2 separate regions of the Mus musculus genome follow, and region 2 is linked to region 1. The links are chromatin loops, found by intact Hi-C in ENCODE. Cell type or tissue: heart. All regions are shown on one strand. Each heading gives the region's core, and the rest is flanking DNA. Links, peaks and the distances in the headings are about the cores only. Region 1 has its middle 3.4 kb from the start of Ifna2. Region 2 holds the start of Ifna7 (interferon alpha 7).

Evidence for each region. A loop is a pair of places that touch in the nucleus more often than their neighbours do. Peaks named below come from ENCODE experiments on the same cell type or tissue, not always from the same donor. Only the 100,000 strongest peaks of a DNase experiment are listed, where the experiment ranks them.
Region 2: a loop joins it to region 1, with 9 times the contacts of the local background. A loop is called at or near these places in 11 of 42 quality-filtered maps.

The regions. Positions count from the first base shown.
Region 1 is chr4:88,678,131-88,682,544 of GRCm38, reverse strand. No RefSeq gene overlaps it. Among named protein-coding and RNA genes, the nearest start is that of Ifna2, 3.4 kb to the left of the region's middle. In heart, for the core only: a CTCF peak has its summit at 1,966 (motif pointing left); no DNase peak of the experiment used is centred there.
Region 2 is chr4:88,815,435-88,819,848 of GRCm38, reverse strand. Ifna7 (interferon alpha 7) reads right to left here and starts at 3,624. Exons shown (of 1, transcript NM_008334.3): 1 at 3,049-3,624. The coding sequence starts at 3,621. The coding sequence ends at 3,049. In heart, for the core only: no CTCF peak of the experiment used is centred there; no DNase peak of the experiment used is centred there.

The sequences.
Region 1 (4,414 bases), core at 175-4,174:
GTTTTGGGTTCTAAATATGAGTGAGATCATGTAAAGTAATGGAGAAGAGATCAAGAAAAATGAGTAGCCTGCCGATATAGCAGAGAAAAGCAAGACAAGAAGAACCTGGGAATAAACCCCACTCATAATAGCCTCATAAGCCAGCCCTGGGAAGAATTCCCACCAGAAAAGTGAAATGACTCTAAAATTACCCTTTGAAACACCACTCTTCCTTCTCTGTTTCCTGGACCTTGCTTCATCCCATTTTCTACTTCTTGGTCTGTTACTGTTCTTCACTCTCCTCCTCCTCTTCCTCCTCTTCCTGCTTCTCCTCCTCACCATCATCATTCTTATCCTGCTACTTTTGCTTCATCTTCTTTGAGCAGGGTACAGCACCATCTCCTGGAGCATGGGTAGCCGCTCTCAGAGCCCCTTCCTGAGGATACCTGAATCTCGTTCTCCCAACACTCATCAGTTGACATAGTTCCTCAACTGGAGGTGGAATTGCCTCTATTTTCCAAGCTGATGTTTTGTCTGGCTTGGTCTTGTTCATTCAGTCGTAGCCACTCTCAGTTCACATGAATAACTACCCTGTTGTGTCTAAGAACATAGCTTTGCTGCTGTCATCCACTGCCTCTTGCTCTTCCAATTCTTCTACTCCCTCTTCTTCAGTGATCCTTGAAGCCAAGAAGTCAGCCCTTCATTTTCTGTCAGTGACCAGTTGTGAGTCTCTCTGTTCACTAGCTTGGATCTGTGGTAAGTGTTGGTCTGCACAGGAACCCTCTCTATAATGTAACTCTAATTTCAAATCAGGTATTGTGACAGTTTGAACACAGCACTGCTTTCATTCTTTGTTACCTTCATGGCTCCAATGTATTTTAAACATGACACTTCTGAGATTAATTTTACTGAAAGTGTTATGTGGATTGCATTTATCACCAGAAAGCTTAGTCACTTTCATCACATTATCTTACTAATGGCCACAAAGCTTGCCCTTATCGTCTTAGTACCTAACATAAGCTACTACTTTGTCTTTTAGATGACACATCAGTTCCTTTTTCAGCTTTCATTTCCATCGACATCATATTTTTGGCTCAGTGCCACAAACCAGCATCAAGGTTTTCTTTCTAGGAGTGTAGAGAACAGAATTGGAGACATCGAACATGAAACCAACACCTCAGGAAAGAAGAAAGTGTAAATGGGAAAGTACAGACAGTTGAGGGACTAAAAACCCTTGCTGTCTGTCACAAGCAACTGAACATCTATGCCATTAGACACAATGGGCATGGAAGAATAATCACTGAATTCAATATTCAATAAGAATTGATGGCTAGCACCAATTATATGGGCTTCAATGTGTTAGATTGAAATTAAAATGGAATTACAGATATATGCATATATCATATACGATGTCTTGTATATATGATGCATATACCACTAATTTTATACATGTATATATATGTACATATGTGTGCAGACACAGCTTTCTCTCTGATAGACTCCCAGTACCGCCCTGCTGTCCCAGACCCCATCTTTCAGTGTCACTGTCCTTGTCTCCCCCTCCCTGATGCAGAAAGCCCCATCGTGTGCTCCTCATTCTCTCCGCATTTCCCAGCTCTGCTCACTGTACAGCTGCTGTCTATTACATCTTGATTCCTGACTGGAGGTTTTTTTTTCTTTCTGAAAACACATGACCACAGTCGAAACCAGAATGAACGAGTTCATGGCTTCAGTGAAATCCTCATGTATAAGAATTTCCTCTTAATTTTAGACCTTAGACAATGATATTCTAGACACTTAATGCTTTCTGTTTCAACAAAAAGGAAGAAAAACAAAAAACGCAAAGAAAGAAAAAGAAAGGAAAGAAGGAAGGAAGAAAGAGGAAGGGTGAAAGGAAGGAAAAAAGAAGAAAGGAAGAAAAGAGAGAAAGGAAAAGGAAACCGAATATTCAATTATGAGACAGTTTTAGAGAAGAAGTGCTCCACCTACTGGCTTGGGCTGCAAAGAACAAACCTAATCCAACTCTGGCAAGTTCTTTACAGAGTTCCCTGGCAGAGTTTCCTACACACTAAAACACACTTTTCCCCAGGTGAACGACTTCAGGAAGAGTTCGTTCCCTTCAAATTCATCTTCGGAAGGGAAACCTTCTCGGTTCCCCAGGCCGTGTCTTTTGAATAATGCACAGATAAGTATGTATCGAAAGGTCTTTTGTGCCCTTTACCTCTAGCCTCCTATAACAAAGTGATCTCAAGAATGAGGAGTCTGTGTGCAGTCAAGTAGTAGGGATTCGCAGACAAACTCACACCCTTTTGATCAGTAGGAAAAGCATTGTGAAACTGAGACAACCAACCACAGGGCAGGAATTCTGTAAGATGGCATGTGAACCCATGGAAGAAACTCTTCACCTGCAGCTCTGCCTGCTGAGGCCAGCAGGGTGAGTTCAGTCAATGCACTGATTTATGATGTCTTTGATCTGTGACCTCAGTAGTTCAGGTAACCTACTCCACAATGTCACATGCACATAGTGCAATGTGAATCTGTGACCAGGCCGTGGTCACTCTAAATTGAAGCAGAATAGTTAGTTCATATGTCTATTGGGGCAAAGTCTGTGATTTACAGACACATGGCTCAGCATATCAGGGACTCTTGACCCTCAGAGTTTTTGAGTTTTGAAGGACACTGGAACAGATGAATGAAATGTGTATCTGTGTGTAGGACTACCAAGGATATGCTAGAACTTCATCAACTCCTCTTAAGACTAATCTGTCAATTAAAACAATTCATCCTTGAGTTTTTTTCCCCCCTGACTCTGTGGTCAGGAGATAAATGTTTCTGTCTCTTTGGGTGATGAGCATGCTTATATGAGTGTTGTCATGTCTGATTCTTCAGTGGGAGCAGAGACATAGTTTAAAACATTATATGTAATAGGGACACATAGTGGTGATCAGTGTATTTGCAGAAAATCAAGTGATATCAAGGTGAGCTGCAGATCTGGTAATTGAAGCACACTGTGTTGGGGATTGTAATTATTGGATAAATGACTGTTGCTGTGACTTCTAAACATGTTTCAGACATGAATACCTGTATTGTTATTTGTTTGTTATTTTATGTAACTTTCATCATGCTCATATCATAAAAATGTTATGAAATAGCTCCACATATAAACCTGCTCAGAAAATATGTGATGTTGTATTGACTTTTACCTCATCTTTATTAATTTAATACCTCATCTTTAATAAATAAACTGTAGGAATAAAGACAGAGAAATTGAAGGACTGAGACAGGAGAATGCAGTAGGTGAGAAACTACTGGACTATAACATTCCTGCTCCCATAAGCAGACTTGATTCAATGCACACTCAGTTCATACAAAAAGGACCTTAGAATCGATGAGCATCACACAGCATGAAGACACATCTGTCTACAGTAACACGGTGTACGCTGGAGACTGCCAAGTTTGTCAAGTTTCAGGATTGAGAGTGTGAACATGGCCATATCCAGGTCTCTGTGTCTGCTATTGCTGAGCTGCAGTGACCAGTACCCACTGATGTAGAGCAGGACAGAGAAACATCTTAACTAAAGGAGGAAGTCCACCCAATGATCTGGCCAACATCCCAGCTAGATCAGTGAGCTTCAAGACCAGTGTGAGGCACTGTGAGGAAGGCATCAGGAAGAGAGCAATAGAGCATACCTGACACCCATCTCTGTCTTCCATACACACATGCACATGCACAGGTCAGCAGAGCTAAAACTCTTTGCACTTGCCGATATGGTGAAACCTATTCACCATATTCTCCTTTATCAGATTATGTGTATCAAGTTATACATCAAGGTCCTTGATGCTATGCAGTTCAGCATTTTACAGGATAATATGAATCTATTAATTATTCTTTTAGAGGCAAGCATCTAATTAGATCACCACCACTCATTGAAGATGGTCTCCTATTTTCTGTGTGTACATTTGTATTCTTACTTAAAAATGAAATTTCAGTAAGTGTAAAGAATTATGGCTGGGTCTTCTATTGGATTTCATAGATCAATCATGTGTTTATATTCCCAAATTAAGGTCTTTTCATCATTGTATGTCTGTAATACATTTTGAGTTCAAGGCTGGTGACACCTGTACCACTTCTTTTATTTTTCAGTATTGCTGTAGACCTTGTGCTCACTTTATGTATAATAAATAGTTAATTTTAATTAACTGCAACATATAGTTGTTACATGTCTTAGATTGTAAAATCCCTATTGTATACACATGCTGTGTGTTCACATTTGCATGTGCATACAGTGGTGCCAGATGTCAATCAATGTCAGGTTTTCCTTCATTTTCTGTGACTGGATCTTTCAGTTAAGCAAGGGCTCACCATTTCTGTCAGCCTGACTGGCCAGTGGGCTTGTGCTAGCTATTCTTGGATGTCAACTTGACTAAATGTTGA
Region 2 (4,414 bases), core at 239-4,238, 140 kb before region 1:
AGTTTCTCCTTTGTAAATACCCTCCCCTTGCTTCCCAATTCTCTTTTCACTTTCTTTACTTCACTCTCTGCTTGTATCTGGGTTCCCCCCCCCTCAGGCATGTGGGTTCCATCATTGCTTTCTCTTTCATTGCTGCCCTCAGAAAGCTACTCTACAGGGTTTCACTTTAAATTAGACTTAAATGGTCATTAACCACTACTCCACAGATATAGAGTCTCTGTGAGAAATTTACACATCTATGGCAAACACAAAATTTCCTCTATGATTGTATTTAAGTTAGTGTAATTCATTTTACAATTATTTTTTATTTTATTTATACCATTTACATAAATATTTGTGTCAAAAAGTAAAGTATAATGCAAAATGTTTCTAAGGTAGAAGTATTGTTGTGGTCTGGACGTGATGCTTCACAGTTTAATCTCAGAAGAGGCAGATGGGTGTCTGAGTTCAAGGCCAGCCTAGTCTACAGAGCAAGTTCCAGGACTATGAGGACCTCACAGAGAAAACCCTGTGTCTATAAAAATCATACTGATGTAATGATTCAAAATTTTCAATTTTTAGAGGCTAAAAATTAAGGTTTTTTTTAATATTACCTTCACTAACTCTAATATTAATTTTCATAAAAGGTTAGTTATGCCATCACTGTATATTAGCTATTTATCCTATGATTGTCATGGCATCCTGGGGGCTATGTATGCAAAAATCCTTATGTTCAAGCTTGATAAGCTGTGTTTGATTTCTGGAACACAGGGATGCAGTAGTCAACCAAGACCTGTACGGTGGCCTCTGGCCGCCACATCCATAACTAGGCAAGCTTGTGCCTTCGTACACACGTTCTGTGTGCCACTCTGTCTCAGCATGTGTCTGCCTCTTGTTCTCTTGTTCTCTCGTTCCTCTCTCTCTCTCTCTCTCTCTCTCTCACACACACACACGTCACACATTTACACACACTCATTCATCATGCACATGCATACAGACAGACACACTCTTATATAAAGATGCACAGAAATGTACAAACACATTCACACAATACACACATACCCAAACCCACACACACACATACTCACAGAGATAAGCATCCTCACCCACAAATGCACACACACTCATAAAGAGACACACAAATAGACATTCTCACATGTATATGCACACACAGACATACATACAAATATGCACACATATACAAACACACACATACATCCATACATATACTCCCAGACTCACACATACATACATTCCCATAATACTTATACACATATAAAAACTCCCCATTCATTCACACATATTCTCTCATATAAGACAGTTTTCAAGATATGAACACACACTAGACAAACATTTAAACACACATAGACACATGTACAGATTTCCCCATAAACATATGCCATCATTCAAACAAACACTCACACAGACACATACACACTTGCAAAAATTCCCACACATTCTCACAAACTCTCACAAACCTTTGAATACACACAGTCACATTCTACTATAACACAACACACACAGAAACTTATGTACATATTCATGTACAGACATACACATGTATACACTTATACAAACTCGCATGCATACATACCCAAATATATACAAACAAACAAGCACACACACATATACAGGCACACATGCAGTTAAACATAAACAGAGTGACAATCAGACACATGTACACACATGCACATATATTTACACAGATAAACACATGCACACACACACATTCACACAGACAGACATTCACACACATACACAAAAGTAATAAGATATTTAAAATCTCAAAACTTACATTTTATTTATTTTGTCTCATAACCTTAGACCATTAACACCATGGATTTCGGAATCCATTACATAGTTGGAAGACTGTGTGTCTCATTATTGCCTAGGAATTGTTAGACTGTGTAATAGTGATAGGACAGACATATCAAAAGCAAGAATCAATACGGGGATGAAGTCTTTCAGGGCCTTGCCTCTCAGAGCTCACTCATCATAAAACATACACAAAAAAACAAAAACAAAACAAAACAAAACAGTGGGCCATCTCCAGGAAAGTCATCCACTAGCATTCACTTATCCTCCATAGATCCTGACAGAGTCTGATCCCAGGATGGTGCTTCTTCTGGAACTCTGTGTGACTTATTCAGTAGGTATCAATTTTACTAGCACTCTGCTCTACAGAGAATATCATCCTCAGCCCTCCATCTTGTATGTAACTCCATTGTTCCTATCTCCACGAGAGTGCAGTAACGAGCATGGCTTCAGAACTCATCCTGGAAGTCACTTCCCCTTGGTTTAAGCTTCATAAATAATACAGGACTACTGCTTTTAGCTGTAGAGTTCATGTGAAGGACTTGTGTTTTCAATTCAACACACATTTAGTTCCCAACAGTACATGAGAATAGAATAATAGTTACCCAAGTGAGGGAGGTAAGAGGCTTGTAAGTCTGGGGATGAGTTGGTCAAGAGACCAAGTCACAATTCGACAGAAGAAAGATATTGTGCCTTCTTTCTTCACACTGTTCTGGGTGCATATGCAGAAGATAACTGTGCACTGGGGAAATGTAAATATTTTACCATCAATGAATGAGAAGTTTCAGATGTGTACATCTACTCATGTATACACTAAGCATTAATACATTCATTCACAATACTTTTCACCATGGCCTTGTATCTAATTTTTATACTGCAAAGTATTAGTATAAAACATTGATAATATTGAAAAGATGTAAAGAATGAAAAAGGCAAAGCAGATTTGTTTAGGAATAATTTATAGAACATAGAAAACTCATAGGGTATATATGTGTTACACTGAAGAAAATATAAATATGTATCAAATTAAAATAGAAAATTAGTTATATTAAATAAATACATAAATAAATAAATCTGAATGGATGGAGAACAAATGCCTTTACAGATTTACAGGGCATTGCTAATTACTGCAGAAGCATCTAGGCAACTCGCTTCAATTAATGCAAAATTGTATGATATTTTTGAGATGGTAGAATCTGGACAGAGAGGTCCAGTGTCCTAATCCTGGAGATCCTCTCTACTTTGTCTCAGGACTCACTCCTTCTTCTCACTCAATCTTGCCAGCAACTTGGCTGAGGAAGACAGGGCTCTCCAGACTTCTGCTCTGACCACCTCCCAGGCACAGGGGCTGTGTTTCTTCTCTCTCAGGAACACAGTGATGCTGTGGAAGTATGTCCTCACAGCCAGCAGGGCATCTTCCTGGGTCAGAGGAGGTTCCTGCACCCCCACCTGCTGCATCAGACAGCCTTGCAGGTCATTGAGCTGCTGGTGGAGGTCATTGCAGAATGAGTCTAGGAGGGATCCATCCCAAGCAGCAGATGAGTCCTTTGATGTGAAGATGTTCAGGATCTGCTGGGTCAGCTCATGCAGAACACAGAGGGCTTGAGCCTCCTGGATCTGCTGGGCATCCACCTTCTCCTGGGGGAATCTAAAGTCCTTTCTGTCCTTCAGGCAGGAGAGAGGGGAGAGTCTCCTCATTTTTACCAGGAGGGTTAAGGCTCTCTTGTTCCTGAGGTTATGAGTCTGAGGAAGGTCATATCCTAGAGAGCAGGTTGGCCAGTAGCTCAACACCACCAGGACCATCAGGAAAGCACAGAGCCTAGCCATGGTGAATGTTGCCAATGCTGCTGGTCTTCTGGGCTGTTTGGTCCTGATCCTTCCCCTCTAGGTTCTCTGAAGACCATCCTGGGTGAATGTGTCTTAAATAGGAGAAAAACACTAGTTTCTTTTCTTTTCTTTTTTTTTTTTTTTTTTGGAATGTCTTCCCCTCTCATTCCAATTCTTTTTATGCTTTCTTTAACTCATTTTCGTTTTGTGTCTGGGCATTTTTTTTATCAATCATTTTCGTTTTTATTATTGTGTCAACTTTCTCTGCTCTTCTCAACAAAGCCACGGACTGAATTTTCATTAAATTTCACTATATGTGTGTGTGTATCATGTATGTAAAATCTAATCTAATATAAAGAATGAAAAGAATTTCACCCAAAATATGTTCTTAATGGCTGTTGAATGGCTCAGTCATCAGTATTCTTTTTTTTTTTTTTTTTTTTTTTTATTTTTTTTTTAAGTCATCAGTATTCTTACAGCACACACATGAGTATCTCATTGGTTTCCCAGCACTCATGTAGATTCCAGTAGAGAATTACATATAACTAATCCTGAAGCTTGGGAAGGGAAACAGACGGGACCCTAGAAATCAATGCCATCTCATCTAAGTAGGAGTTGGAGTTTCTTCCATGTAACCAAAGACAGTGAGCAGGCAGAAGAAAGATTTCAAATCTTTTCTCCATCACTTTTCTTCCTTTTTATAGGGAAGGGTTCATCTGTGTGTTTTCTCTGTGGCTTCAAAGCACAAGGTTCAAATACTGAATTTGAAATCAGATTTTACTTTTTCCACTAA